Regions from separate parts of the Homo sapiens genome. Here region 1 is linked to region 2. A link is a loop called in an ENCODE intact Hi-C map of the cell type or tissue named here. Cell type or tissue: heart right ventricle. All regions are shown on one strand. Links, peaks and the distances in the headings refer to the core of each region. The heading gives the core; the rest is flanking DNA. Region 1 has its middle 20 kb from the start of LINC02010. Region 2 has its middle 96 kb from the start of LINC02010.

Region 1 (15,713 bases), core at 2,815-10,814, 78 kb before region 2:
GAAACCTCATTGAACATGGAGCATCCTGAATCACCATCTTTTGACTCTTGCACATTTCAACTCCTGAAGGCAGAATTTATAAAGACACCTCACTGCTTTGTATACCCTACACTTGTCAGTTTCTAAATTTAATCTTTATGTAATTGACATTTATAACTAGCTTTCATTTTCAAGTTTAGAAGATACCTCCTGTAAACATATATGGAGAAGGTTTGAAAATTTTACCTTTCTGTTGCTGTTTATTTATTTTTAGAGGCAAAGTTTCACTCTGTGACCCAGGCTGGAGTACAGTGGCACAATCAGCTCCCTGCAGCCTTGAACTCCTGGGCTCAAGCAATCCTTCCACCTCAGCCTCCCAAGTTGCTGAGACTACAGGTGAGCACCATCTCGTCCCTCACCCGGCTAATTTTAAATTTTATTTTATTTTTTCAATTTTTTTATAGAGATGGGGGTCTCTCTATGTTGCCCAGTCTGGTCTCAAACTCCTAGCCTTAAGCCATTCTCTTGTCTTGGCATCCCAAAGTGCTGGGATTACAGACCTGAGCCACCATGCCCAGCTTGTTACTGTCTTCATTAAAACTTGCAAATTTCAGAGAAAAATATATTAATCAAGTCTCAGAATATCATCAAAATTATTAAGGCAAGCTGTCTTTCAAACTAAATTCCAAGACATTTTTCCTTTAAACTGCCTTAATTTGTTTTCTTTGTAAACCTGTACAACTTAATTAGAATGTGTTTGACTAAACATCTGGATAAATGTCACATTTTCCCAAATTGGCCTACATGGACAAAAAAGAAATATGTTATTAGTATATTACACAATAACTAAGTCGTATGTGGTTTTAAACAACAGCCAGGGGAAACATGCCTGTCATAAAAGCATCACATACATTACTTCTACTGCTTGGCTAGCAGATATTCAGACACCAGAGTTAAATATTTTTAAGTAGTTTCTCATGAGAACAATTTCTCCTGAGATAAATATATAAAAGAAGAACTAAATAGTGAAGAAAAACTAGTAATAATTTTGCAATAAATCTGTAATTTTTGTAAAAATTAGTAATAAGTTTGTATCTACTATTTATGATACTAAGTTTCTGTTTGCTGTTGAGTTCTGTTGAGGATTTGATGACATTAAAGAAGCCATTTGCCTATGGAATCGCTCTCATCCTTTCTCATATGCTAATCTCCCGGGAGAGTTCTTCTTCTGAACATCTTTCATCTCCAGTCTAATAGCCACAATAATATATATCACAGGGGATGCTTAGAAAAAAATATTGAGACAAGTATAAAAAAGTCTACCATAGAGTCTGACTTCTATCAAATTCTAACTTATTATTTTCTTTTTTCCTCTTTCTAACAAAAAAGATAATGAGAGAATTGCTGGCTATTTGGAAGAGAGAAAAATCATATAATTTCAAGACTTCTAAATTTAACAGTAATAAAGTAATTTTTTCTAGATTAATTGCTTCTGAGTTTTATGAATGTTTGAATTCATCAGTATTTATTGTTTTTACTGCAAAATTCCCATATCCTAGATGTTTTAACTTTAAGTAGAAAAATAAAATTTGATTCCCATGTTTTGTTTATAATATAATTTAATTAATGGAATTGCATTAAAATGGTGCACAATTTTAGGCAAAAAATACAATAAATATTAATGATATTGTTGTATGGAAGTAACATTAACTGACCTGAAGATACTATCAGTGAACATTTAGATTAGTTAACAAAGGGAATGAACATGAATGGGCTACCTTCTACGAACTACACCGTATGCTAGGTCTTGTGTAACCAGTATCTCCTATTAATCATTGTGGTAACTGTTTGCACTAGATGTTATTATATACATGGTAAGCCAAATATTTATTTCCTATTCTTTTCTTTTCTTTTCTTTTCTTTCTTTCTTTCTTTCTTTCTTTCTTTCTTTCCTTCTTTCTTTCTTTCTTTTTCTTTCTTTCCTTCCTTCCTTCTTCTTTCTTTCTTTCTTTCTTTCTTTCTTTCTTTCTTTCTTTCTTTCTTTCTTTCTTTCTTTCTTTCTTTCCTTTTCCTTCCTTCCTCCCTCCCTCTCTATCTCTCTCTCTCTTTCTTTTTTTTTTTTTTTTTTTGGCAGAGACTCACTCTGTCGCCCAGGCTGGAGTGCAGTGGCACAATCTTGGCTCACTGCAACCTCTGCCTCCCAGGTTCAAGCAATTCTCTGTCTCAGCCTACCGAGTAGCTGGGATTACAGGCACCCGCCAACATGCCCAGCTAATTTTTGTATTTTTAGTAGAGACAGGGTTTCACCATCTTGGCCAGGCTGGTCTTGAACTCCTGACCTCGTGATCTGCCCACCTCGGCCTCCCAAAGTGCTGGGATTACAGGCATGAGCCACGGCACCCAGCTGGTAAACCAAATATTTCAAGTTAGGAAGTTCGAGGCTTGAAGAGATGAACAATTTACGGAAAGGCACATGGGTAATAAGGGAGAAATCTGATTTCTAAACCAAGTTCCTTTCCTCCAAAGTCCATGCCTTTCTCAGCTACCCTGTCTCCACATAGGACCACAGAGTTCCTCACTGCCATTGCCTTAGAAGTGGTGATTCCCTTACCACGGGTGTTTGTGCAGATTTCCCCACCATGCAGATAATGAATGGGTTGAGAAGAGCTATATTGACCAATGACTACCATTTGAGTAACAGAGGTGTCTATATACTTGAGTTGTGAGGTATGTAAAGAATGGATTCTTCTATATATTCAATTTAAGTGGCAATTTGCTTCTAAAGCCAATACCCCAGAGCCCATTTAGCTTAAAATATGGCAAAATTATTTTACTAATGGTGATATTTCAACCACTGATGGTCTCCATTTTTCTCTATTACCCCTTTTGAACACTTGCTCTATATTGAATCCCGAGTGATCTCTTTAAATCTGATGACATATTTCTTTTGCTTCTTTGATGGCTTTCCTTTGCTGTGTTTGAAGACCCCAATTCTTCCTCTAACCTTCAAGGCACTCCATAAGCTGGTTCCCACATCTCACATCTGCAGCATCATCTCAAATCTCTCTTCCCCTGAGACCATGCCCTCTAGTTACACTGGCCTTATCTCAGATGCTTAAAATACATCAGGACTTACATGTATGCTTTCTCTCTCTCTAGAAAGATATTTCTTCCTTCCTCCAAATTTTTTGTTTAATTAATTGCTGTAGAGTACAGCTCTATATCTCAGCTCAAATATCACTTTAGGGGAAATCATCCCTGATCCTCTGTACCAGATCTTCTGTGTGCCTCCTTAACTCCATGCTCTTTTTCTTCATAGGACTTATAAGAATTTAAATCATATGTTTGTGCAATTATTTAACTAGTGTATACCCTCCTAAACTGTAAACTCCTTTAGACCAGTGTTTATTTTGCTCAGCATTATTCACTTTTGGATTACCTTGTTGTTTTGCTCAACATTATATCACCAAGCATGTAGTAGAGTACTAAGCATAGGTAATCAATAAATATTTGGGGAATAAATAACGCATATTCTTCTAAACTGCCTTCTTTTTCATTTTTCTTATTTGGATGGATATGATGGAACTTAAAAAAATACAAAAAGTTTAGTGATAGAGGACAAAGCACGTGGATAAATACTATGATCTGAATGTTTGTATGCCCCCAAAATTGATGTGTTGAAATTCTAACTTCCAATGTAATGGTAGTAGAAGGTGGAGCCTTTGAGAGACAATTAGGTTATGAGGTTGGAACTCTCAGGAATGGGATTGGTGCCCTCATAAGAAAAACTCTGGAGACCCAGACAGTCCCTTCCACCAGGTGAGGAAACAGCTAGAAGGCACTGCCCACAAGGAAGTGTGATACCATTGGCACCTTGATCTTGGACTTCCCAGCTTCCAGAACTGTGAGAAATAAATTTATGCTATTTATAAAATGCCTAGTTTTTGATATCTTTGTTATAGCAGCCCAAACAGACTAGAAAAATAAGCCTGTTGAAAAAAAGCAAAGATATTTGCATCTCATAATTTCATTTGCAAAAGAACACCTGTTACAGAGAAAATCATTAAGAGAGAGACAATGATTCTCTCTATACACGTTAGTTGACCTTTCTTTCCCCAATACCTCTGCATTTGCCCAATGGATTCAGTACAGAATGACCATGGCTGCATAAAAAAGAGATTATGAATGAGCTCAGCAACACCTATCCGTATTCAATGAGACTTCTCTGACAATTGCCACTAAGAAGTGCCCAACTTGCCACTAGCAAAAACTAAAGCTAAATTCCAAACCTGACCTCTGAATTACAGGGGATTATCTGTCCATCTGGTAGCAAAGTGGCTTCACTGGACAGTTTCATCATGAAGAGGACAGCAATTTATCCTCACTGGAATGGATATTTATTCTATTTAAATCTTTTCTTTTCCTCTTTGCTTTAGTTTTGCTAGCACTGACATCCATGAACTTACTAAAGACCTTATTCTCTACCATGATGTTTCACATAATGTTTCTGACTAAGGAACTCATTTAGTGAAAAGAGTCATGCAGCAATCTTCTCATACCTATGATATTTACTCCTCTTAAAATGTACTCTACCAAAGTCAGGTGTCCTTACAGAGCAATAAAACAGTAGAATTACTTGCTGAGAGCTGAAAGTCAAAATCTTGAAAATTTAGGCACTGTCATACAAAATTCAGGGCATGCTTTGAACCAACAGACATCCATAGCTCGTGTATATAGGTCCAAGAATTGAAAGATAGAAGTAAAAATGTCTTCTCTCTCGTAAAGTTAATATTTCCTTTAAGTTTTTTTTTTTTTATCTTTTGCTTTCTGTCCTGAAACTCTTGGGTTCTGCTAGTTTAAAAGTCTTCATTTAAAATAGAGAAATCATTTCAATAAAGGACTAAAAGTGATTTTGGGAATTGAAAGTTGTGATAGCCACTTGGCTGTTTAAGGTTTCTCCTGCCAACAGGCAAAGAAAAGGGTGCTCTGCTCTGTCATGACAGATATCCGTTATTATGAGGGAGAGAGAGAGCTCTTTGTATAGACCCCAAGAGATTATTTGTGATCTCCTTTATTTTAATATTTAGAAGACTGTATGTAAACCAATAAAGGGTAGTATTACTTAGAAATTAGACATTGAGAAACAAAGGTTTAGGTTTTAAGCTATCTTACTGGGGAAAATTCTGGCTAGCTTAGGCTAAAAGAACCACAGAATGGATAGTGGAGAAAGGAAATCATAAATGGAAAATACTGTCTGTGATCAATTACAGAAACTAGGATGCAACCAGCTATGCATACGTTTTGTTGCCTATTTTGTAATTTTACACACACACACACACATACACACCATTCTGTTCTTTTTACCTACCTTTTTTCTAATTATTTTAAATAATAAATATAGTGAATAAAACTGTGACTGAACTAGAAGAGCAATTAACATCAAATTAACATCCACAAAAATGGTTACAGTGAGTGATAAGATTTTTCTTCTATTTTTAGGGGAAAGAATGAAAATATCATCATTTATATGTGAGATAGTTGCATCATGACAGTAGAAATATTATTTTGCATTATTGTCACTATTTAGAAGTTTAAATATAGTAAGAGAGCATATGGATACTGAATAATAAATATTGGAAATTACTAGACATTATTCATTGGCACTTGAGCCTGCTTATATCCCTGTCTTCTATACTGTCCTTTGTACAAAGCTAGCGTTAAAATACTCTCTTGCCAGCTGGGTTCTGGTTACCTTCTATCAATAGGGACACTTGTGAAAGATGGGAAGGCTGTCAGTGATTTAACACCATTCCCTTCTGGCAGCACTCACTGAGCGACCATAAATTCCTGCAAAAGTACAGGTGGTTCCAGCATTTGTGCCAGGGTTCCAAATGTAGCCGAGTTAGTGGTAACATTGGATGATTCTGGGCCACTGAAGGTTATTGCAGGCTATTTTAATAGCTCTGGGGATCTGGCAGAGATCCATTGCTATTGTGAATTTGGACTCTTTAAGAGGCAATATCCTTCAAACAACAGAGACTTGTGAAGCAACTACAGAGAACATTGTGGGCTTAGACAAGCTTTTGATATTTTGCTATTGTGGAGACCTTAATATCTTTCTGTAGTAACTAATCTTTAGGAAACAGGACCTTCCTCTTTTTTCATTTTTCTGCCCTCTCACAAAAACATGTAAAATCATTTCTCATGTTATCTTTCTATTCAAAAACACTAGAATAGATTCTATTTTCCTTATCGGACATTGGTTCATTCTCTTCTTTCCTACCTCTTGATATTGCCCCCAAAACTTAGTAATTCATACTCATCTTTCATCTATCTACACACACTCCCTCTGTGATCTAATCCAGCCATAATCCTCCTCCAGATTCACATGTCCAGTTGCCCACTGAACATGTCCACTTGGATGTGTAATAGACATTTCAAACTTGCTGTCTACAAAAAATGAACTTTTGAACTTTCTTCTCACAAGTGTTTCCATCCTACAATCTTTCTGATCTCAGTTGATGGAAACCACCCTTTCATAACCTTAGATCCCTCTCCAAAACTTCTTTTTCATTCATATTTTATACCATCAGGGAAATCTATTTTTTTTCTGTCTTCAAAATATTTCTAGGACCACATCAATTTTTATCACAACCTCTGCTATCACCATGGTCCAAGCCTCCATTATCTTTCACCTGATTTACTGTAATTGTGTCCCAGATAGACCATCCTTCTATCATTATTCCAAATACTGCAGAATGCTACTTTAAAAATATTAGTGAGAGGTCCTATAACACCTTTGCTCAGAATCTGCCAATGATTCTCCTCCATTCAAAAGAAAATATAAATTTATTATAATAGATTACAAAATTTGCTTCACTCATATTAGTATCTCTTTGACCTGAATTCCTGAAAGTTTACTTTCAATCCACCATCCTGACCTTCTTGCTGTATTTTTTTTCTTTTTTCTCGCATGTGCCATGCTTTCTTTCACTTCAGAAAATTTGTTCTACCCATTCCTTCTGCCTCAAGCTCTCTTCCCCTACAACATCTACAAGGCTAACCCACTCACCTCTATTAAGTGTTCTCTCAATGTTACCTTCTTAACTAAGCCTATCCTTACTACCTGCGCCCTCTCCCAGCACTATAGATTCTATTTTCCTTACTTTTTTTCTCAATATGACATATATTTAAAGAATACTATACTTTTACTGTTTATTATTCATTGTCTCACACACAAGAATGTAAGTTTAACGAGGGCAAAGATTTATTTTTAACTTTTTTAAAAAAACCTTACATATCATCCCAAGTACCTGACATGTTCTAGGCATTCAGTGAATATTTGTTGAATGAAGAAATAAATTTCTTTCCTGGCATATCTTTTCTCCCCTAAATCTAGGAGAATTCTTTTAGAATAAAGACTGCTGAAATATAAAAGCAAAACAAGCTTCCTTTTTCTATCTTCTTAGCATATTCTTTCTCTTTTTCTCTCTCTCACACACACAAATACACACACAAACAGACATATTCAGGTACAGACAGACACATGTGCATGCAGACACACACAGAAGAAAAACATGCTAAGCATGACTTAAAATGTAGAAGGTTTATGTTGCAAGTGGGAGTAAAAAAATATTATGTGAAATTGACTTTCTGATGGCACAAGAAGTAGAATAAGGTTCTAAGCGCCACTTGAATCGTGCACAGTATGCTTTCATTATTATTCACCCTCAATTCTTCTCATACTCAAAGAAGGAAATTAAGATAATACCAAAACAATCATCCTACAAGAGAATGTTTTTATTTTTGGAGATGCTTTCAGCAGCTAATGAATGATATTACTTAATTTGCATCAGAGTAGATTATTATTCTGTATCTTGGAAACCTCTCTTAAATTTTTTTCAGAGCTTGTATCATATTGTGATAGTCAAGTGAATGATAGGAAGAAATAGTAATTTAATGGTACATTGCATCATTCTTCCTCTATGCTTCTCCATTATTTTTTCCTGCTCCATCAAAGAGCTTACACAGGTTTGGAATTTCCAAAAGAACATAGGTTATCGTGGAAGCAATTGCATTCTCACTATAGTTTAGTTACCAATGATTTTCTTTATATAATAAAGATAACAAATTTTGTCTGTCTATATCCATAAAATATGTTGGTTAAAATCCTTTTGAGAGAAATTAATCTAACAGACAGATGTAAAAATTTTCAGGACAGGCCTGGCGCTGTGGCTCACGCCTGTAATCCCAGCACTTTGGGAGGCTGAGGCAGGCGGATCATGAGATCAGGAGATCAAGACCATCCTGGCCAACATGATGAAACACCATCTCTACTAAAAAATGCAAAAAAATTTAGCCGGGTGTGGTGGCACATGCCTGTAGTCCCACCTACTCAGGAGGCTGAGGCAGGAGAATTGCTTGAATCCAGGAGGCGGAGGCTGCAGTGAGCCAAGATTGTGCCACTGCACTCCAGCCTGGCGACAGAGCTAGACTCCATCATCTAAAAAAAAAAAAAAAAAAAAAAAAAAGACTTTCAGGACAAATGTCTACTGTCTTGTGGATATGAATGTGAATTTCAAAGTTGGGAATATGGATGGATACTGAGAATGCCAATTCTCCTAGCAGTTGGCATAACGACTGTGTAAAGAGAAAGCTACTCAAGTTATCATATTTTCCCTTGACCTTGCCTGAGCTACACATTGTTAAACTCTCTAGAGGCCACCCGTAACCTAGGCTAGAAGGCAACAAAAGTAACCTGGTCACGAACAGGTTTATTTGTTTCAAGGTGGCCAGTATTGGTTTGGTTATGAAAGCCTAAATGGAATGTTTTGGTATTGTGTTGGGCTGTGTAGACTGGAGGGATGAAAGCAGAGGCTTAGGAACTACAAAGCAATTGACATATTACCCTCTACTTGGAAAAGGAAATACATATCTACATTATATAAAATACCTCTCTTTATTCCCCTTTCCCCTCCCTCCTTCTCTCACGTGTGACACCTACACATTAACAATAGGGATAAATGCACAGGCAGTATTGCCCACATTTAGCAGGTTGGCTGGCAATGTAGCACAGCTGAATTGTCATGGTCAGTTTCCAGAAGACTGAGATAGGCAACGTCTGACTCCCGAAAAAGGAAAAAATTCATAGTGTGGAAGAAAATGGAGAGCCCTAGGATAAAACAATAGCTTTACTGATAGACTGAACCATCAATGTCCAAGGATTAAAAGAAGATCAAAGTATATCTATTCTGTTGGGCACCTAAGGTGTTTCATATAGTTGCTCTTTATCTGGTAATTAGCAGTAATATCCAGGTATCCAGCTAAATTGGGGGTAATTACGGGTTTGTAATTATGGGGTTTAGAGTCAGACAGATCTAGGTTACTGTACTAGCCATGCCACTTTTTACCCTGTGATGTTTAATAGATTTTCTGACCTATCTAAGGTTTAATCTTTCATTTGTTAAATGCACACAATGGTAATATGTTTCTGATAGGTTTGCCATAAATATCAAGTAAGATAATGCATATAAAGAACATAACATGTTGCCTAGGTCATAGGAGAGGCATAATAAATATTAGCTTTATTGACCTTGACTATTACAAGTAATTACTTTCTAGGCATTTTGTTCTGAATTGGTTGGAAAGTGAGTCTTATTCTATTTTTTATTTCAGATATTTCCAGTAGTTTCTTTAAAGAGAGATATGCTAGTTAAGACTACATCCTGAAATCTGTGACCTCACAGAAAAATGTGTTTTGTATGTGAATTATATATGCATGCATAATTCTTTTCAAAATGAACCACTTCCCACTTCTGTCTAAATAAATCATAGTCAAAGTTTATTTCCTTTATAATCATGAAAGCATCCATCTGGAGCCCCAGTTAAGATTCTGATACTTTATAGGTAATCATAGAAATTCAGTAGCTCCTGGGAGATAAAAAATTAGGATAAAAATAACAAAAACCCCATTCTATGATCCCTAAAAAGAAAGCATGCCATAGAATGGTTTGTTCAGCTCAATGAGATATTCTCATTATTAGTCTAAAAATTATGAAATTGCCAGTGAGTGTCAAAAATAATCAAATACTAACAATCTGAAGTTTCAAACTAAATATCAGGTGTGTTTATACAAGTAAAGTTAACTACATTTCCTCTTTAGTGAATGCTAATTCTAAACACATACCTTACTTAAGCCATGTATTTATCCATGTCATGCCTAAGCTATCATGGGTGAGGTATGGTATGAGTGGGATTCTTGGGCGTAAATGATGGAAATCACTTTGGCTAACTAAACACAAAAGGGATTTCCTGGAAGGGCACATCATGGTATAGAAAGGAAGTCTTGGAAAACCAGGCTTAGGCAGAAAAGCCAAGACCCTGAAACTTGTCAACTTAAGATACACCATAATTTGGGACCCTCTGCGATCTCTGACATTAACTGTTGTGCTAACTACTCCACGTATCTGCCAGAAATAAGCTCAACTGGATCCTCTTTTTTCTCATACTCTCTAAGTTTGAAACTCTGGAATGGAATGTCTGATTAGCTGCTGTCACATCCTCTTACTCTACCTTCTGGAGATATAACAACTTCCTCACTCAGTCTTTTGTAATGGGCCACAGAGCCCTGCTTCCAACCCATGTTGTTATTCCTGCCAAAGAGGAAGTCTGTTTGTATGCTGGATACATGTACATAGTTCGCTAGAATTCTTTCTCTGGATTTATTGCTGTGTAACATTTTGTTAGGGTAGTAATCTGGGATTGACACAGACTGAAGAGGTTTTGCATTTTCCATTATTTTTGTTTATAAAAAGTACATATATTCATATATAAATATGAAAATAATGTATGAATTTACAATGATGAGCTAAAAATATAGTTTCTAACCATTAAAAGTTGTTAATTTAGAATTTTCCCATATTGCTTTTTCTCATTTTTACTATCAGTATCAATTGTTGGTACATATAGAATATTATGAAAGTAATATGAAGAACCATTTTTTTGTTGTTTCATTGTGCAAAACATACTTAAGGGAGTGCTACCACAGATGTTTTTTACATGTAAGAAAAGTCACACATTTGATCTTTGTGTAGAAGATACAGAAGATCATCAGTTTAACGAAAGGGAAACAAAAATCAATTTTCCCCCAATGCACTTGTATGAACTTAATCAAAATTGAAAAGTAAATAAGCATATTTCCTGATGGTCTTGCTTTCTGTAGGAGGTAAAATGTTTGCATTGTTGTTGGCAAATAAAATTATCTTTTATGACAAACGAATTCATCTTTTTCCAAGGTGAAGAATTCATTTCAGATTAACTTTAAACTTATATGCTATAGGAAAAGTTAAAACTTTATTAAGAGATATTATGACTATATTTAATCACAATTATTTCACACTGGGAATAAAACTGACTGAATTCAACTATCATGTATTTCCCATGATATTTCAGTCTTTGAAAGACTTTTGAGATCTCAGGGGCAGTGTATTCCTTACATGAGCACTTCTTAGCATATTATATTTCCCAATCTCAATTATCTCTCCCTTTACTCACTTAAAAGATGCCTGAGAAAACTCAGTTCTCAGAATACACATTTAAAAGGTGACCTATTCTTTCCGTCGAGTTAACAAATTAAAATCATTTTAATTTTGTCTCCTAAGCTTTGCTGTTTATAAATGCTTTCTTCTTTTCTATAGTCAAAAGGTTTTGTTTTGTTTTGTTTTTTAATCCCGCCCCCTTTTTGTTGGTACGTGGGAGGGGAAGGATGGTGTTTGAAGTAAACATGCTTTCAATGTTAAGGGCAAAATAATTTTATTGACGGACAATGGATTAGAAAGTTACAAAACATTATGAAAGCATAGCCGTAACACAGCAATTAGATATATAAAAAATACTGATGGTCCCTTAGGGCTCTGCTTAAAACACGGTGTTTTTCATTTAGAAAATGAAATAATTTAATTTATTAATTGAAGTAGCTGTACTGGTGAGGCACTTTTCCTGTAATTGGGATGGCTTTTACTCAATCATTAACAACTTGTTTAAAAGTATTCATCTGAAGATGGCTAATGGTCATATTGGAGGGTTAGTTCTTCACCATGAAACAGAACGAGGCAAAAGGGCCTGTACTGAGTATTGGTCTCTGATCTTGGTGCAGCTAGCATAATGTTCAATCACGTTTGGCCATTTTTTCCTATTTAATGCTTAAATGAAGCATATAAATTAGGTATTTGACTTCCCATTTCTGTGAGGAGGAAAACATTTATTTTAGAAAAACCAAAAACTCAAGTTCTAAGACTTTGATTTGTTTTCATTTCCCCTGCAGTCATTTCTACTGAGAACATCCTGTCACAGACACCGGACACATTGCCATGTAAGAGAAGCATTACCAGATACCAAAATGTTGGGTCGTTTTAATTACACAAATAACACAATATTTTTTTCCTAAACATAAGCATGAGTCCATGGTATTTACCTAATAAGAGAAAACTTGGTTGAAAGGGGAAGCTTTTAATATGGTTCCAGGTCTGGTGACAAGGTTATGCATAATAGTTTTTTTCTTCTGAAGAATAGGATAGAAAAACAAAATACAAAGATACCAAAATAGGGAATAAAGGTATCTGTATGTATTTCTGCTTTTGTCTTTAGGTAAATTTAATGTGAAAATATGTGTGTGTGTGTGTGTGTGTGTGTGAGAGAGAGAGAGAGAGAGAGAGCATATTAAATATATATTTTAAGTGACTTCTTTTGAGTTAGAAGAATTTTAGCAATTATTGATTCTCCCTAAGTTACCAATGTTTGCCACTTCATTTGTGTATTTAGAAACAGACAGGCTAAAAAAATGAAGAGAAAGAAAGAAACAAAACCCAACTGTGGCACCTAAGAAGGCAAAGAAGCAAATGGCATAAGACATCCATCTCTTCCCTTTTACTGCTTCCTTGATTCCCATTCTCCCAACTCTGATAAAAGCATTTTTACCTCACAATGGAAGTGAATGGTAAAATATATGGTATCAGCTAATGTGTAATCTTGATCTTGATCTACACCCGGGCCCATGACGTCACTGCTTGTGCAAGAAGAAAAGTCAAAGGTTTCACACCCTGTCTTACTGCATCATATGATAAGCATGAGGTGCCTCATGTTCTGACTGAGACAGCATTTTACTTCACCTCCCTCCTGATTCTGCCACTCAGGGCACTGGATGCAGGCACACTTCTTTGTTCGTTTGTGTAAGATCATACGTCCAGGCAAGACTTAATCATTATTGACTCATTTATTATATATCGATTAAAGAGACAAAATTTAATTAATCTTGAAAGCAGACTTGTACTTCCAGCCAGCTGATGGTGCAAAATTATCTAGGTCATTTGTTCAAAATAGAGAGTTCTATCAAAACCTTATTCAGACTGATTTTTACTTCAGCCATTTCCAAGATGAAATCATTATGAGAATAATCTGAAGAAGAAATTCCCAAACAATAGATATTTGTTACCCAAATTTCCAAAATAAACTAGTCTAGGAGTAAATATAATGACTCCAGAGTAATAAAATAGTATTTTTCTGGTGTTGCCACTATCCATAAGATTTCAGAAGTTTTGACATCTCTCAGATTTCTCCAACAGACTTCAAGCTGTCCCCATGGGGATCGCTGAAAGCATTTATTCAACTGATAAGCAGAGAGTACGATTTCCTCTTGCATACTCTTCTTGGATAACACAAGTAGTCCTCCATTTATCTTTTCTCCTACTCCAGCGATTGTGAGGATATGTCTTTCTTCTAATGCTCTGATGTTTCAGCTCTTATATAGTTATTTTTTTTTCTTCATTGTACACAGAGGCTGGATTGGTTTGCTACTTCAGTAATGTGACCACAGAGGTCAATAATTATCAAAATTATGGAAAGTACTACATTCTGCTACATAGGCTATGATTGCTTATATTTTTTCATGTTTTACAGAGATTTTAGGGAACCAGCTCTACTTTATTCTCTACTCAATTCTCTACTACCTGTCTTTAAGGGGTGAAACAGCTAACATCTGATCCATAGTCAAAAATTTTCATATTTTTTTGAAACTTAAAGCAAGTTTGTGTGCACTTAGCTCTTTTTTCCAAGAGATTTGTTCTTTCCTAGTAAGTTAATTAGCACTTTATGCAACCAGACCAACTTGAACAAACTCATTAAATTTGCTCAAATGTATCTGAATCCTAGGATGAATTCAACACAGTCTCTCAAGCTAAGATCTCTTCACCATACATGTACATATATTCCAATAATAATATTCCATTTGAGAACAGACTGTCTCCATTATTTTATATATAGTAGTCAGTGAATTGAATCCAAGTTAATTTTGTTCTTGGAATTATCCCTGATGTGCCATGACGTATATTTGGAACCAGCTGAACTTTCTAATAGAGGAACAATACGAGCATTACCTCTTAATATCATTTTGGATGGCATAGTGCCAAGGTCACTGATTGAGTTTCCTAGAGTTCTATTGCCAGAAGTAACCACACTGGCCATTGTCAAAAACTCTCAGGAGATTGAAGCACCAGTCGCATCATTTTGACTTGTAACAATAATCTACTTAAAAAGCACTTCTCTAAGAAATTCCTTTTTTTCACCATAATAAGCCTTAAGAGTCAGATTTGTTAGGCTCAGTTACTCCTAAGCCTTGTGTGTAACAATTAAGTAATGGCATATGTCCATGCTGGTCATTCTTACATATTTTCAATGCCATTACATATGAGTGATGCCTTGTCATTTTCACATATTCCGTGGAGATTACATACACATTGTGATGTTGGCTTAGTAAGAGTGCATATTTAAATGAGGCAACTTAGGGTGTGGGGGTGAGATTCCAGAAGCCCTGGTCATTGCATTTCCCAAGAACAATATTTTCTTTTATCTTTTTTGAAAAGCTGTGTCCTTTAAGCTTATGATAGTAAAATGAACCTTAAGATTTAGATATTTAGATCAATTTTATAAATTCTCAAAATTTTCCTCTGTGGAACTATATTAGTTGCCATGCAAACAAAGATTCTGATTAAGAAAACAAAAGGATGATGATTTTGTATTTTTATGATATTTATTGAATTCATTCTTCAGTGGATATTAATCTAATTTATTATAATAATAATACTCCTTTTATCATTCATATAATTATTCCCATATCAAATTTGTAACTTTCTTCTTATGCTCTGATTTTGGACTTATGAATTAGAGTTAGCAAAAGGCATCCCTTAGACTTCTACATGGATGGGATAAAATAAAGAAAACATGACAAAAAAATTTTTTGAGGAATTTCATGTGCATCAACTGTGGCAGGATTTCATGTTTGTTTGTTTTCCCTACTACAATAATATGAGCCAATTTCCTGAGAGAAAAAGTCTCATACAGTATGGTGGATTCTGGAAGTTCCAAAGTATTCACACACCAGGACAGAAATATCATCTCAAAATCTTCTCCAGTGGAAGCTGATTCATAAGACTAAGGAGGGTAAAATAAGAGTATACATGAGGGAAGAAAAGAAAAAGGTCCCTATTGAAAAAGGTCTACGGTAGGACAAGGAAGAAAAGAAACAGCCAGAAGGAAAATCTGTAAAAGATATCTCTGAGAAAGGTCACTTCAATTGATGTAGGTTTTTCTGTTATGAATTCCTTTTTATGTGCTTAGCTGTTAAATGTTAAATCTCCCATTTTAAAATGGACTTTAGTTTCACCATGGAATCAGGCCCTAAC
Region 2 (15,713 bases), core at 4,584-12,583:
GAGATTCGATATGTGATTCCTGTCGTCTCAGGTAGACTCCTGGAATAGGATAGGCGATTCAGAAAAGATCTGTGAAGGACCCTCTTTTTCAGTGGCATGTATCTCTGTGACATATAAAGGAAATTCGTTAGGTTTGCAAGAATGTTGTATCAGCAGAAATACTGCCAGCTTGAGCTGAAGGAGACAGAGAAGAGATGAAATACAGAAGGCTGTCAGATTTCTAGGATTGTACAAACAGGAGTGAACTAACAGAATTACTTGGCTACAAACCTAAGCTGTCCTTCAAGAAACAGAAAGAATAACTCCAATGACAGAACTGCTGTGAACAGAGGCCACCTGGGTTTGTGGGTCTGATGTAGCCAGTGCAGAGGCCGAGTCTGACATGGAAGGAGCAGAAGCCAGTGGGGCTGAGGAAGAGACAGCAGGCACAGAGGCAGAGGACAGAGCTGCTGTGAGCCCAGAGGGTAGAGCCTTGAGCCACAGAGGATTATTCTCATGTCTTGTAACCTAGTGGAACATTCCTTGCTGGATTTCAAACTTGCTTGGGACCAGTAACCTCTTTATCCCTTCCCTTTTTTTTTTCCTTTTGGAATTAGAATGCCTATTCAATGTTTGTTCCACCATGGCATTTTTGAAGAAGATAACTTGTTTTTTAGTTTCACAGATTCACAAATGAATAATGACTTTGCTCCAAGATGGATTATACCCCAAGTCTCACTCATACCTGATTTAGATGGCTTTAAAATACAAGATATGAGACTTTTAAAACTGATAATATTTAGATGAAATTTTGGACTTGGAGCTGATGCTTTAATGGGTTGCAATATTGGGGACGTTGGGATGGTGTGAATGTATTCTGCACTTGGGACAGATGTGAATTTTGGGGGCCAGAGGGCACCTATAGCAAGTTGAGTTGTGGTATCCTTCCCACTTTACCGAAATTGTTCTTGTTGAGATCATTAAAAACTCCATAATGCCAAATTCAAGAAACGTTTTTTTCTTTAATGTTTGTCAGGTTTTTAAGAATAGTAGACCCAACTGATGACTCCTGTTTTTTCAATACTTTATTTTATATTTATATGTATTTTTCTGATGAATAGAGTTGAAGAGAACTTAATGTGCCATGAATAGAAGATACTCTTTTATTCATGGTACATGGTTATCCTTAATATTTGCAAAGCTGTTCTTTATTTCAATTCATTTTCATCTACATAGCTGAGCAAATCTCCATTCCTATTGTTAAAACAGGCACTTACTCAAATATATCTTTTAAATGTTTGTAATTTTGAGAAATATATGGTGTCTTTGTGTATATTCTTTAAATGTACAAAAATTTTTATCGTGCTATGGATTTATTCTATAGCATTCATTTTGTTTTTTACTTTTCTCTCCAACATTTTAAGATTTATCTATGTTGTTGAATATATTTCTAATTCATTATCTTAAAATTATGTACTTTTTTCTAAATAATTTATCCATCTGTTTTCACTTATTCTTTTCGTAATGAGCACCTAGGTTATCTCCAAATTCTTACTACCCCAAATACTGCTGAGATAAGCATCTTCACACTCCTTTTCTTATTACCTGTACACAAGTGTTTCTGGAGTATATATCCAAAAGTGAGTTGACTAACAATTAAGGTAAATGAAGAGATTTTGATTAAGAGTATAATGAATCTATAGATACATGTAGAAAAAATTTAAATCTTAAAAATATTAAGTGTTTAATCTGTGAACATGTTATATATCTACCCCATTTTTAAATATTTTTAAATTTATCTCAATAATAACAGTTTTTGGTAAATTGTCTTACAAATATTTATTCAATTTATCTCTAGATATTAAATAATTTGTATGATAATATAAATTCTATATTTTTAGAAATTTGTTTTTGAAATTTTCTTTACTGTTATGGAGAAATAAAATGGGAGATGGCCTCCACTGTTCCCATTTTACTGTAAGTCTCTTGGGAGAAGGACTGACTCTTTAATCCCTGTTGTATCCACAACACTAAACAGGATATGTATACTAAATAAAATTTTGTTGAATAAATGAATAAAAATTTTATAGGAGCACATATACCTATACATTTAGAAAGCTTAATTCTAGGTTTTGTTTTTGTTCTTTCTTGTGGCTTTTTTTTTTTTTTTTTTTTTTTTGAGACGGATTCTCCCACTGTCACCCACCCAAGCTGGAGTGCAGTGGTGAGATATCGGCTCACGGCAAACTCCTCCTCCCGGGTACAAGCGATTCTCCCACCTCAGCCTCCCGAGTAGCTGGGATTACAGGTGCCCGCCACCACGCCTGGCTAATTTTTTGGGTTTTTTCCAGTAGAGACAAGGTTTCACTATGTTGGCCAGGCTGGTCTTGAACTCCTGACCTCAGGTAATCTGCCTGCTTCGGTTTCCCAAAGTGCTGGGATTACCGGCATGAGCCACTGCGCCCTGTCAGCCTCCTCTCATTCTAAAATGGATATGATATGGCCCAAATGCATAATGCTGAATTATTTGACCACAAATCCTAAGTCTCCACTCTCAATACAAAAGACAATTATCTCCAATACTAAACACATGCAAAAAAAAAAAATGTAATGACATTACATTTATAGGTTGTTCAAAAGACAGAAGCACAAATAAGGTAACAACTCTCAAAGTCTAATTTTCTTGACAAGGTACTTTTTTCTTCAACTAAAAGAAATGTAGTGTTATAGTTTACACCTGTGAGAAAGTTCAACAAAAGAAGGAATCTAATAACTTATCCAAATTTCCAGTTTATTTTAATAAGCATTTTCACATAATCTAAGAAATAGAAAATGCAAACAAATTTGTCATGGACATTAAAGTGAGGCAATTTCCATGTGCTGATTCAAATCAAAGATTTGGCCCCATTTCTTGGGATGAAATATCTGCCAACTGTCAAATGTCAGGCTAGATGAGGTTGGAGGAGAGGAAAGGAAGAGCAGACTGAGAAAGAGAGACTCCTTCTGCTTACATTGTCATGTTTCAGCACTATCCATGCACTGTTGTCAGGAACCATTAGTGCATTTGGTCTAATATTCAGTCCAATCCTACCATCTGGACAGTTCAGTACACTTCTGCTGATTTAAAACTCAATGTAATAAGGAGATTTTTGTTTGATGAAAAGGTGAATCATTGTCACTCTTATTTCTACTATTCTTCCACAGCAAATGAGTAAGCAGTAGCCACCTTTCTTTCTAAGTTACCTTTCGACATTTCATTAGATCAGATATTTTTCTAATGAGAAGAGTTTACCTGTTTCTTAATGCTATTATATCATTTGACTTAAGATTTTGGAGAATATTACCATTTATGGTTTCATATGCTGTATTTTCTTTGAAAACTTCTAACCTGCAAAAATTTTAATCTGTCAAGACTTCATTTTATTAACAAATGTGATGGATATATGGCAAGCATTTCTGAAGTCAAACACATTGATTAATATTTCCCAAGATTTAGATATTTAATAAAATAATACCTAAACACAAATTAAACTTTAGATATATATCTTACATGACTGGCAAAATTAATTCTCATTACCAAGATTGCATCTAAAAATTCTAAATAGGCTCTTCTCATTACATTTGATAATATGATACTGTATAAACCCAAATGATTATTTCCATTTTAATAAGAGATTTGCCAGTGAAGAAAGAGTGAAATACCACTTTAAAGTTCAACATTAGTCTTTTTTTAGCACTACATATGGGACACATAGGAAATATTCAAAATCAATTAGTTTGGTTAGACAAAAATTTAGAACAGGAAAATGGACTTGCTATTTGAAATGGTTCTGAACTTTTCAAATGTATGAAAATATAGTGAGATGTAAGGTAATATAACACTAACTTATTAAAATCTAGTGGCAATTTCTTGAGAAATTGATTATTGGCATTTAATATTACAAAATATTTCTTAGAAAACATTTTGTTGTGATGCAAACAACTGTACCAATATAATTTCACCAAATAATATTAATTAATGATTTCCTAAAGACACAACCTAATACACTGTAGATGTTGAATAATAAAATTATATGATATATAGAGTATTATATATTTTTATTACATATTTATATTAAGGATTGAATATTTATTGAAAGTAAAATGCTAATTGGTACATGGTAACTTTTTGCTATGTTTTACTCTATTATAAAATACCATTTACTCTGCTATATGTTGTCTATTTACATACAGACATGCAAAAATTTTTTTTTGGTTTTATATTATGAAAACCCCATAAAATTGCATTCATTTCAAATGTGAAGAGGTCATTGACTCTATTCTCAAATGCATTTGCAGATCATTTGGTAGGGTCTGAGGGAGAGCAGGAAGGCAATATAAATTCAAGTTCCTGGACAGAGTGCCTAGAACAGAGAGCCCTGGCATCTAAAGGGTCTAGAAAATGGGAGACAGGAGTTTGGTAAATTAGGTAAAGTAAGCTAAGTAATATTCTACATTTGGAATAGGAAGTATCAACTTTAAAGGTGTTCCAGCAATTGGCTAAACATAGACACTGCATCAATTACAAGAGCAAAAATATAAGTAGTCAAGAAGGAAGTTAAAAAGAATAAAATTATAGGAGACAGGTAAATAAAGTGGTGAGTATGGTGGAAGGAGGCTTAGATGACAGGATTCCTATTACTCCTGGGCCTTATGGACACTGGGCAAGATTTCTAATGTGTATTTTTGTTTATTAAATATCCACAGTTGTGTTTTATCGTTTCTAAGATGCCATGCTACTTCAGTAATTACATATTGTCTTAAATATTCTCATTTCCCCTCATGTAGATAGCTTTTAGGGAACCACATAGGAAGCTGAAGGAAGAGAATGTCCACTCAGTCAGCCAGATATGCTCAGTGTCTCATACAAAGATAGTGATATATGACAGCTAACCTATTCTCACTTTTGAAATAAACCCTTATATTTCATCCTTTGAAATATTTTTTCATTTATATTTCTTCAGCTTTTCTCTATATTACACATTATGGGGATATGCTGTAATTAAAATTGGATACCATTATAATCTATATACTTTATATTACATAGATTTACTATTAAATAAAATGTTTTATAGGTCATTCATTTAATTTTTCTCTGGGTTCAGAAGTGACAAAGTTTAAAGTCATGTGCATATGTCTTTGAACTCAGTAATGGATCAGACATTTCAGAGTTAGAAAAATTGGCAGAAGCAGTTTAGGAAAAGAGCATTCAAGATTTAGGAGTATATTGAATGATGAGAAAAAACTAAGAGAGAAAAAATAATAAAGGTACCAGATTAAAGAGAATTTTTGTTGTGGTGGTATTGTTTGAAATTTCTCTATTTTTCTCTTTGCCTTCAGGCAAGATTCCTGTCTTCTAACCTAACCATATAAATATGTCTTCTATCTGAAAAGTATTTCAGAGCTTTTCTTGGAAATGTTTCAGTATTATCCAAGTCTCACCACCTAAACGTTTTTGACAATTTTACTTTATTTCTGTGACTTAGTTTGATTTTGTTATGTTTCACTTTTATGGATAGGTAAAACTTCTAGAGATTCCTCAATAGATACTTCCCCACATTTGCTCCTTACCAATTATCAGGGATGTAGAGTTGATAAAAGGTACTTTCTTCTCCAACTATCTGTGTTGTAATTATTCTACCATCACTATTAGAAAAAGAGCTTTTCATAAGACTGTAAAGTTGATATTTCTTCTGAAGTGAGCCATCCAATATAGTGCTACTCAGCCATTTCATAGCATGAAAATAAATGAGGATATCTGATCTCTTCTTTCCCAAAACATGAAATATGCGCTTCCTTGACCACAAACATGCCTAACCAGTCATTCTAGTTAAATGTACCTTGTGATATTCTTATATGAAGAAAAGAATAATCCATGTATCTCACACAGTAGTCTTATCAAATAAGCAGTTAATAAACTACAACTGTGATTAATTTTATTCTGACTAGTGTCTTCAAGTCAGTTCTACCTTTCCTTTCAAAAGTTTATGTTTCTGGGTTTGTACTTATTTCCTGGAGCACTCTGAGGCACAACATGCTTTTCTTTTACTGTTTAGTTTCCTTTTGGTTTGGTTCAATCAAATGAGAATTTAAGCATCCAAGTTTCCAGTTTTTTAGTACAAATATTTCCAGAAAAACTGATATTCATACAACAGAGTCCAAATGAAATAAAAAGTGTTTTTGAAATAATTAAAATTATCATAAAGTACATAAAAGAATAGAAAGGTGAACATTTCTAAGAAGGTTTTGATAACAAACATAAGCTAAGACTTGGACTAGCAAATATTAAAACACAGTAAAAAGCTAGGATAATCATGACATCACAGGGCTGGCACAGAAATAGACATATTTATCAATGGAACAGAACGAAATCTGGAAACATTAAACCCTATACAGGAACTAAAAAAATTCATGGGGTATGGATCCATTGTTCAATAATTTGTGCTAAGTACCAGTTACATTGACAAAAAATTAGATCAGACCTTACTATACATTATGTGCATATAATCTCTTGATGAGATAAAGATGTGAAAAAAGCAAAGAAGACTGGAAGAAAATAGAAAAATTAAAATTTGAGGAGACTTCATATTTTGGTTCACCCTAAGATCCTAGAAACCTTAGAGTGAAAAATATATACATTTAATTACATAAATATAAAAAACTTACATTGGCAAAAAGTTATAATGAAATCAAAACAAAACTTACAGATCAAGAAAAAATGATGACAAACAAGTATTAAATAAGTAATTGATCCGTAAGTTAATAAGAAATGTAGGTAGTCCATCTTTCATTTAAAAAGTCCAAGAAAAAAAGCATGTATTTCACTGAAATAAGTACAGGCAAAAACGTAAGAGCAGATTATTATTAGTTATCAAAAAATAAAGTTGATAACAGATACTACATTCATTAGTTTAGCAAAAATAAAAATTAATAGCATCCACTGTTGGTGAAATTCTAGGTATGAGAATAATGTGATTATTACAAGCTTTTGGAAAGTAATTTGGTATTTAAATAGTTATAATTTAGTTTAATATTATGTAAATTTAATATTTAAATAATTTAAATAAATAGTACTTATAGCACTTGGACTAGTTCTCCCATTTCAACCACTTATTAAATACAAATAAAATTAGAGGATTAAAAGATAAATATTCCAGGATAGTTATTATAGCATTGTTATTAATATTAAAGACTTGGAATAATCTGAATTTTCCTCAAAATTGGAATGATTAAATGGTACACCTATTGATACCTTGGTATAAATGTAACATTGATTATTATGTGGTTATTAACACAAACCAGGTTGATATATGTGTTACTTTGAGAGAAAATCTAAAATATATATTTTAGCAAAAGCAAATTATAGAATGTATATAGTGTGTGTACATGCACATGTGTAATCTTTGCAAATGTTTAAGATGCAAAATTAACTGCATGAAAATTCTTGTCAAACTGCTAATAGTGTTTATATTTGAGATTGGAAGAAGAAAAGAAAATTATTAATTTTATTTTACACACATCTTTTTATTTTCAAATGTTACAATGATTGTAATTTTTGTAAGTTGGACCACTGAAGACCAACAAGTATTTCTAGTTTTTAATTTCACAGTCAAATGTAACTTGCTTAGTTACAATGCTCTGAGAGTTAATATTTGCTTTTTACTTATGAAAAAATTGAGTTTCAGAAAGGTTAAATGACATATACAGTGACACATATCAGAAAGCGCTCGTGCCAAGACTCAAAAACAAGCATATTTGTGACTCCAAGTTCACGTGCTTTCCAATTTATCCCATTATTTCTTGACTGTGTGTATGTAAATGTGCATGTGAATGTTGAATTTTTCAGACTGACACAACTGGGTAATTTAAATTGGATATACATTGATTCAGTTCATGTTTCTTGATGTGTAGACCAAGAAATTGAGTAGAAGTCTTAGATATCTCAGAGAATCACAAATGTGAGAGAAGTCATATTGGCTTAACCACTTTCTCACTTTTTTTTCTTTTTCTTTCTTTCTTTTCTTTTTTTTTTTTTTTTTTTTTTCTGTTTGTTTAGTCAAGAAAACCTGGGACCAAGAAGGGACAATTTTTCAGCTTAGCACAGTAGTAAAGAACAAGAGCTTTGGATTCAGGCAGATCTAGCATCAATTTCCAACTGAGTCATTTATTAATAGTGGCATTCACTGTTATATATCTCTAAACCTCTATCAACCGTTTAAGCCAAAACACCAAAGGTTTATCCTCAATTTCTTTCTGCCTTAAAACTTTATATAAAATCCACAATTAAGTCCTGCTAAAATGAGTTCCAGAATATCTCTAATTAGACTATGCTGTCAATATCCACTGTAAATCCAAGCCACAATTATATTTTGCTTCACCTATTGCAATATCTTCCCTAAAGTTTAACCCCTTTTCACTCTTGCCTTCTCAAATTCATTCTTTGTAATACTGCCCTCTCTTTAAAATATGCATTATATTAAGTCACTCTACTTAAAAGACTTTTGTGGAGGATAGGTTTTAGAAGAAACCTACCTGCTTTACCATGATCCAAAAGGCCCTCATTATCTGGCTCCTGCCTAAGGCTCTGGCCTCATATCTCAAACCCATCCCCTATTCCAGAGTTAATATGATTTTATTTAAGTTGCTCAGGTTTTCAAGTTCTCTCTTGGTTCAGAGCCTTTCCCCTTTGCTTTTTCTCATACCTGGAAATCTTTTTCTTTTACTCTTCATATAGCTGACATGTTCTTATTATTCAGGTCTTAGATAAAACTTCGTGTTCTCATAGTTCTGGAGGTCTGAAATCTGAAATGGGTTCACTAAGCTAAAATCAAGGTGTAGGCAAGGCTGAATTTCTTCTGGAGGCTCTAGCAGAAAATCCATTCCCTTTTCTTTTCTAGCATCTAGAAGCTATTTTGCCCACCACGTTCTTGATCACTGACTTTGTTTTCTTCTCCAAATCTTGCTAAAACCATCCACTTTTAAAATTTTTCAGATATTGAGTCCTCTCTGCTAATATACTCTTTTTATTTTTTCTTTTAAGACTTTGAACACATTTTTAAGAACTGTTTTAAAGTTCTTGTCTGCTAATTCCAATATCTGGGTCATCGTGGAGTCTGACTGCTTATTTATCTTTCCTGTGAGAATATTCTCGGTTTTTATACACATGTAGTAAAATTCTACATGAACTTTAGTAGCATGTTTAGAGACTGGATTCATTTGTCTTTCTCTGAAAAATGTTGGCATTCGTTCTAGCAGAAAGTGTTGGCTAGCAACACTGACCCTGTAGAACCCTGGTCTTATACTTTTTGGGATGAGACTATTTGGGTTTTATCCTTATTCTCATTATGAATTCCTTATTCCTGGCATATAGATTTCCTTCCTAAAGTGCATCCTTTCTGAAATTTCAACAGAAAGCTCGAGGTTTTTATCTAATCTCTCTAACTTAGTGGGACTCAAATTCAACTACCCTGAGTTGAACTACCAGTAGTTTTAGTTCAGCTAACTTGAGACTGTCATACTGTGTTATATCCAACCTTGCCAGTTGAGAGGTGACATGGAGGAGATCCTGGGCCAGCAGCTCTAGCTGAGCTCTCAGCTGAGAATGAGTATCAATTTGACAGCTATGTAAGTGAGGCTATTTTGGTAGTAGATCTTCCAGTCCCATTAAAGCTGCCCCAGGTGACATTACATGGAGCAAAGAAAATCTATTCTCACTGAGCCTTGCCCAACTTGTAGAATTTTGTTTTACCCTAAGTATTTTCATTAAAAGCTAAATAATATGTCAATATATATTCACATATATATTATTCACACTTTTGACAAAACAAATACTGAACCACATAAATTTTTAAAAATAAAATTATTCATATGCTGAACACACACAACTAGCCCCCCAAAATTAATTCCATTAACAGTACATGGATCACTGTATGTATATTTTCACATATCATACATACATAAGCATGTATTTACATAAACTCATATGTATTCATTTATAAGTAAAGTTACATAAGAAGTTTTAAAAATATTTTCTACTACATATCTGATAATTTCTATACACCTATCAAAATGAATATGTTTACTTTATCTTATTCAACTGTTGTGTTATTTATGCTATACTTTGTATTATGTATATGCCAGAAGTTAAGAATGAGTATTTAGGTTATTTTTAACTCCGGAGGTCATCAATACTGCTCTAATAAACTTTCTTGTGTAGATGTGTACACACACAGAAATATTTCTGTATAATAAATTTTTACAAATAGAACTCACGTTAAGAAATTTACACCTTTTAATGTTTAATTAGAGACTATCAGTTGCTGTTCACAAAATCAATCATGTGTAACAGTCTTTTGTATACTAAACTCTTACTAACACTAGACATTGCAAATCTGAAAAATATTTTTGCCAGTATCATAAGCCAAAGTGACACCTCACTGCCATTTCAATTTTCATCTTCATATTTTTGTATTTCATTTTTTGATTTTTTTTTGTATTTCATATTTTTTGTATTCCATTGCCCATATGTATTTCTTCTGTAACATGATCATTCTTGAATTTTTCCATTTTTGAAATTATGGTTGTAATTTTTCTACTAATTTTTAAGGTATTTCAGAAATGTTATTCATGGTAATTTTTTGTCTCATGTATGTTTGAAGTATTTTCTACAAATTTGTTGCTTTTTTGTTGATGGTTTCTTTTATCATCCAGCATTTTAAAAGTTTTGTATAATAAATGTGAACAAGTGTTGCCTCTGTCCACTCTGTTTATCACGGCAGTCAAAAAGTCTCTCTATGTTTAAAGACATGGGGAATAGACATCCATCTCTTGATAGGGAGTGCTGATGTTCTGCAGACAATGTGGTACCAGAAATATTGCTCTGGACTTTTTATGAAAATACAGTCTGCCACAGGTTGCATTTCAAAAACTACTTTAATTGACACACACACATACATATATATATATATGTCACACACATACATATACATAGACACATATATGTGTATAGCTACAAAGTGTGTGTAGATTCAAAGAGATACAAAGTTTGTGTGTGTGTGTAGACATCAAGAGAGGGAGAGAAATATATAGATATAGATAATATAAACATAGATAGATATGGAAAGAAAAGTTAAAATCATTTTCTTTCAGAACTTTGAAGGTATTGCTTCATTGTTTTCTAAAATCTGTTTTGCTAAGGGAAAATCTGTTGCCACTTTGATTCTTGCTTGTTTGTAGATAATCTGAGGGGTGTGATTGTGTGTGTGTCTCTCTCTGTGTGTGTGTGAATGAGTGTTTAATTGCTTGCTTGTTTTTCTCTGCTAGCATTTTTTATTATAATTGTATCATTATCTTCTTTGTTTTGAGATTTCACCACACTAAGTCTACTTGTCTGGTTTTTTATCGTGTCTTGATAGACGTTTCAGTGTGAAGATATGTCTTCAACTCTGAAGCATTTCCTCGTCTCATTTGCGTGTTCTTGTCTTTTGGAATGCACTTTCAATGGATAGTAGGTCTTCTCAATGTACCACCCATGTCTTCATTTATCTCTTTGTCATTTTGTGCTGCCTGTTGAGCTATATCTTCCATTTTAATATCAAGATTCTATTGCCTTAAGGAATGTTCTACATAAAAATGTGAACCTGGTAAAGAAAATCAACTTTTAGTAACTTTTCTAATCGTCCAAAATTACCAATATACTCATTCTCTTTGTTGACAGTTTGTGTGCTTTAAAAATCTCTATAGGAGTCTCAGGAACTACTGAATTGTAACTCAAAATCTTTCCGCAAATTACTTTGTTAAAAATGTTTTGGATAGGTGAAATACATTTTTACTACATAAACACAAGCCAAAATGGTAAGTTCTATGAAATTTGAATATCACAGAAACATTCTGTGGGGTAATGGCTCTTAATTCCTTAGCACAGTCTTTCAGCTCACTAATTGTATCTTCATCTTTGATATTAATAATTTGGTTATTTTTACATAAATTTTATATTTTAATGATCAGTTTCTTCTTATCACAGTTTATTCTTGTTATTGTTAATGAATACTTTATCATACCGCCTCTATCTGCAGTCATTGCTTGTATTTATTTTAGTTTTCTATTTTCCCTTTTAAGTCTGTTCTTTGGTAGCTATTTCTTATATTTACTTGTTGGGTCCCTTTATTTCATGGCATTATTTTCCCTCAAATGGTGGGTGATTTTAGATTACCTGTTCTTATTTTCTAATGAGTTTCTAATTTAAATAGCAAATTCCTTCAACTAAAATAAAAAAATGCATTTTGCCTTCTTATAAGCTTTTTCTTGCTTATGTTCATTATATAATTTGTTCAGTTCTGGTTTTTCTATTAACCCAATTCCAACTATTTGCTATCTTATAAAATTACTCATAATTTCTGGTTTATATCTTTGGTGTTATAATGTTTACAGTTTTTTTTTAATTGGAAGATTTCTATGCAATCTACCATTTTGGCCTAATCTCCACCAATTTTATAGCCTGTTGGTAAAATCTTTCATATAAATTTTATCTCTTTTCATTATTTTTAAAATTCTACATTTCTATTGAAAATATGGTGACTCCAGTGTAGCACTATTGATGTATTATTTGCATTAGAGGATGATTTTTAATCCAGACATGCTCATTTTTCTAGCTGTAAGAATTGGACTAATTATTTGTTTTTTTATTTTCTGTGCTTCCAGATTTAAAATATAGATATAATCTATTATAAAAGCCCAGACCTATTTTCCTCACTGGATAATCTGCATGTTGAATCAAATGACAGAAGTCAGATTCTACTACAGCATAAGATAGTATATAGGAAAGGTACTCTTATTTGGTTCTTTTTGATAAATTTAAATCTCTTTGAGGGCAAGGATCATGTTTCAATTTTCACATGTATCTCATGCCTATGCCATGAAAGAATTACAAACATTTTCTTGTGTTTTATACCTTTGCACAGGTTGATCCTCCTGCTTATAGTTCTCATATTCCTCCTCCCATGGCTGACTCCTATTCTTCTTGAAGACCCAGTTAAAGGTATGCCCTTCATGGAATTGCTTCTCTATTGCCCAACCTCCTGCAGATGTGCAGCCTGTAGGCTAGACTGAGTTGAGTGTCTTCTTCCACCTGCTCTATTCTAGCCAAAGCACAGCTTAATCACTTAATTTACTACATTGCCTTATAAGTGTCTGTGTGATGAAACAGAGAGATTATGTACACTCCCCAAGGTCACACAGTTACTCATTTTCAGGACCAATATTCAAATCCAGAAATTTCAGCTCCAAAGTGTGAGCATTTAATACTATGCTTAAGTACAGGCTTAATAACACTAAATGAATATGCATCAGAAGAGTATAAAGCATACTGTGAGTGCTAAAACAGATATCATAGATGCTAAGCTATCCTATTTTGTGCATTCGTTTGTAACATTTAATATAAAAAGCTATATTTATACAGGTAAACTGGATAAAGCCACATAATTTCTTCAGAGGTCTGTAGTAAATTTCCTATGACAGTTATGGATGAGAAAATGGGTGCTTTAAATAATTTTTACCATTAAATTTAACACAGTATTTGCAGCACGCCCTGCTTATTGAGAATAAATTTTACCATATCGCTATTTTTTAAATTAAGGAAAATAATCAGTTACATTTGGATATACAGCATCTCAATATAAAGAAATGAAGTTACGTATTTGCAAAGGTTTTCTTACATTTTATGTAAAAACAGCTTATTTTTTTGAATGCATAGATATAATTAACCAAACTAGGATTGAGACTAGAGCATCAGTCAATTTTGTAATTCATTGGAAGAACTGCTTTTGTTTTGACCCTGCATACAAATGCAAAATATCTAAATTTTAAATATTTAATTGATTATATTTTTCTTTTAAAACTCTGTAGGTATAAATATTTGAGGTTCGCTTATATACATATGTATATTTCCACTAGGTTATGTTGGGGAACGGCAAGTGTAAAAAACCATGCAAATGTATTCTTTATTCTCATAAAAATTCAATAAAATAAACTTTTAAAAATACTGTCAAATAGTTAAATAGATGTTAAATCAAATTTTTGCATCAGAAATGTTCAGTAACTGAATAAACCAAAGCCTGAAAAAATGGCATCCTACAACACACACACACACACACAGTTAAATATGCCCTTTTCTGCATACTAAGGCATTTCATTCCAGCCTTTCTAACTCCCTGTGCCTGGAAGTAATAATACTACATATCTCTAAGTTTATTTCACTTCCTTTTTTTCTCTTCTCGAGCATTGTCGTAAAAATAAATGAATATTGTTCCACTGTGCATGCTTTTTACACTCTTCATGATGAGAATGGATTCATGATAACCCATTTATTTTCTTTTCTTCTAACAATCTTTGCGGCAGGAATGAGATGCCTGAATTTTAATGCCTAATATGATCTTTGGAAGACTATAAACTTTTAATAGACTTTAAACATAAAGTGAGGGAAAAGATAAATAGCAGAAAAGTCTGTGGTTTGATCCCAGGAAATCCTGATTAATCGCCCTCAGATTGTGTCAGACCATCCTGAATATTTTCTGAAAACAATTGGTTCGTTTTATTGCCAAATAAATTGTAATTGATGTTACCAACTTCTAACCAAATAAAATTCTAAATGAGTGAGAAGAGACATAAGAACATATATTTCCTTATGTGAGATAGCATTTAGGACATATCTCATTTTATTTGTTCTCTGTGCTATTTATTCCTGTTAGTTTTGTGTGATAAACACAACAGGTTTAAGATGACAAAGATTTTCTTTCAGACTGTACCTCCCTGTGAATCGTTCGTGAGTAACCATAAATTAACATAAGATCAGAAATATTCAATATTGTCTTTCATATCTCAGGGGCAAAATACTGACTACTTTCAGTGGTGTACAAGCACAGAATTTAAGGCCTCCTGAGAAGGAACACTCTCTTCTGCAATATCATCGTTAGCAACATTTCCTGTGTGATTTCATATTTTTGTTCTCTATTCAAATTGTTTCAATAAAATTAGACATTATAATATTTACAGCTCTTTATATAAATCAGCCTTTAAACCCGGAACAAAATGCACATGGGCTTTACAATCAGAAGAAAACAAAAAGAAGACTTAGGCATTAATACTGTGCAAAGGTTTAAATCATATATAATTTGTTAATATCCCTTTATTGACTTATTTTTAAAAATAAAAAAATGAAAATTTTTATTACATAAAAGAAAAGCAAAAACATCTCTTGCTGTGACAAAATACTATGCATTATTTTTCTAAAATTGCATCTCCCTTTAAATAGAGCAGAGAAGAAAACAAAACAGTTAAAAAAAAATTAGTTGGTATTGCCACAATATATGCAACCCCCTGAGCTTTGCCTTTTAAATCAGCATTCTGCTGTTAAATAATAAAAGAAAAGTCCCATTATTTTCCCAGCTTCACTTTGCTTAAAGTGATTGATGTAGAATTTTACTGCCATCCAATGGCAGCCGCCTAATATAGCTCAAGTAAATGTCTAAAGCCTTTTGATCAAATTACAGTCTAGGGAATTTAACTTATGTAGTACACTCAGAACTTACATCAATACATCTGTTTGTTACACAGTAAGAAAGAAATATCACTGCAGTTTCAATTTATTGTTCGTTCTCCAAATTCAATTTAACAGTGAATTACTAATATTGCTGAACACA

Evidence for each region. Hi-C counts contacts between places; a loop is a spot of excess contacts. Peaks named below come from ENCODE experiments on the same cell type or tissue, not always from the same donor. Only the 100,000 strongest peaks of a DNase experiment are listed, where the experiment ranks them.
Region 1: a loop joins it to region 2, with 9 times the contacts of the local background. A loop is called at or near these places in 3 of 110 quality-filtered maps.

Annotation. Positions count from the first base shown.
Region 1 is chr3:146,894,252-146,909,964 of GRCh38, reverse strand. No RefSeq gene overlaps it. Among named protein-coding and RNA genes, the nearest start is that of LINC02010, 20 kb to the left of the region's middle. In heart right ventricle, for the core only: no CTCF peak of the experiment used is centred there; a DNase peak (open chromatin) is centred at 5,824; H3K27ac peaks cover 1,498 bases.
Region 2 is chr3:146,817,699-146,833,411 of GRCh38, reverse strand. No RefSeq gene overlaps it. Among named protein-coding and RNA genes, the nearest start is that of LINC02010, 96 kb to the left of the region's middle. In heart right ventricle, for the core only: no CTCF peak of the experiment used is centred there; no DNase peak of the experiment used is centred there.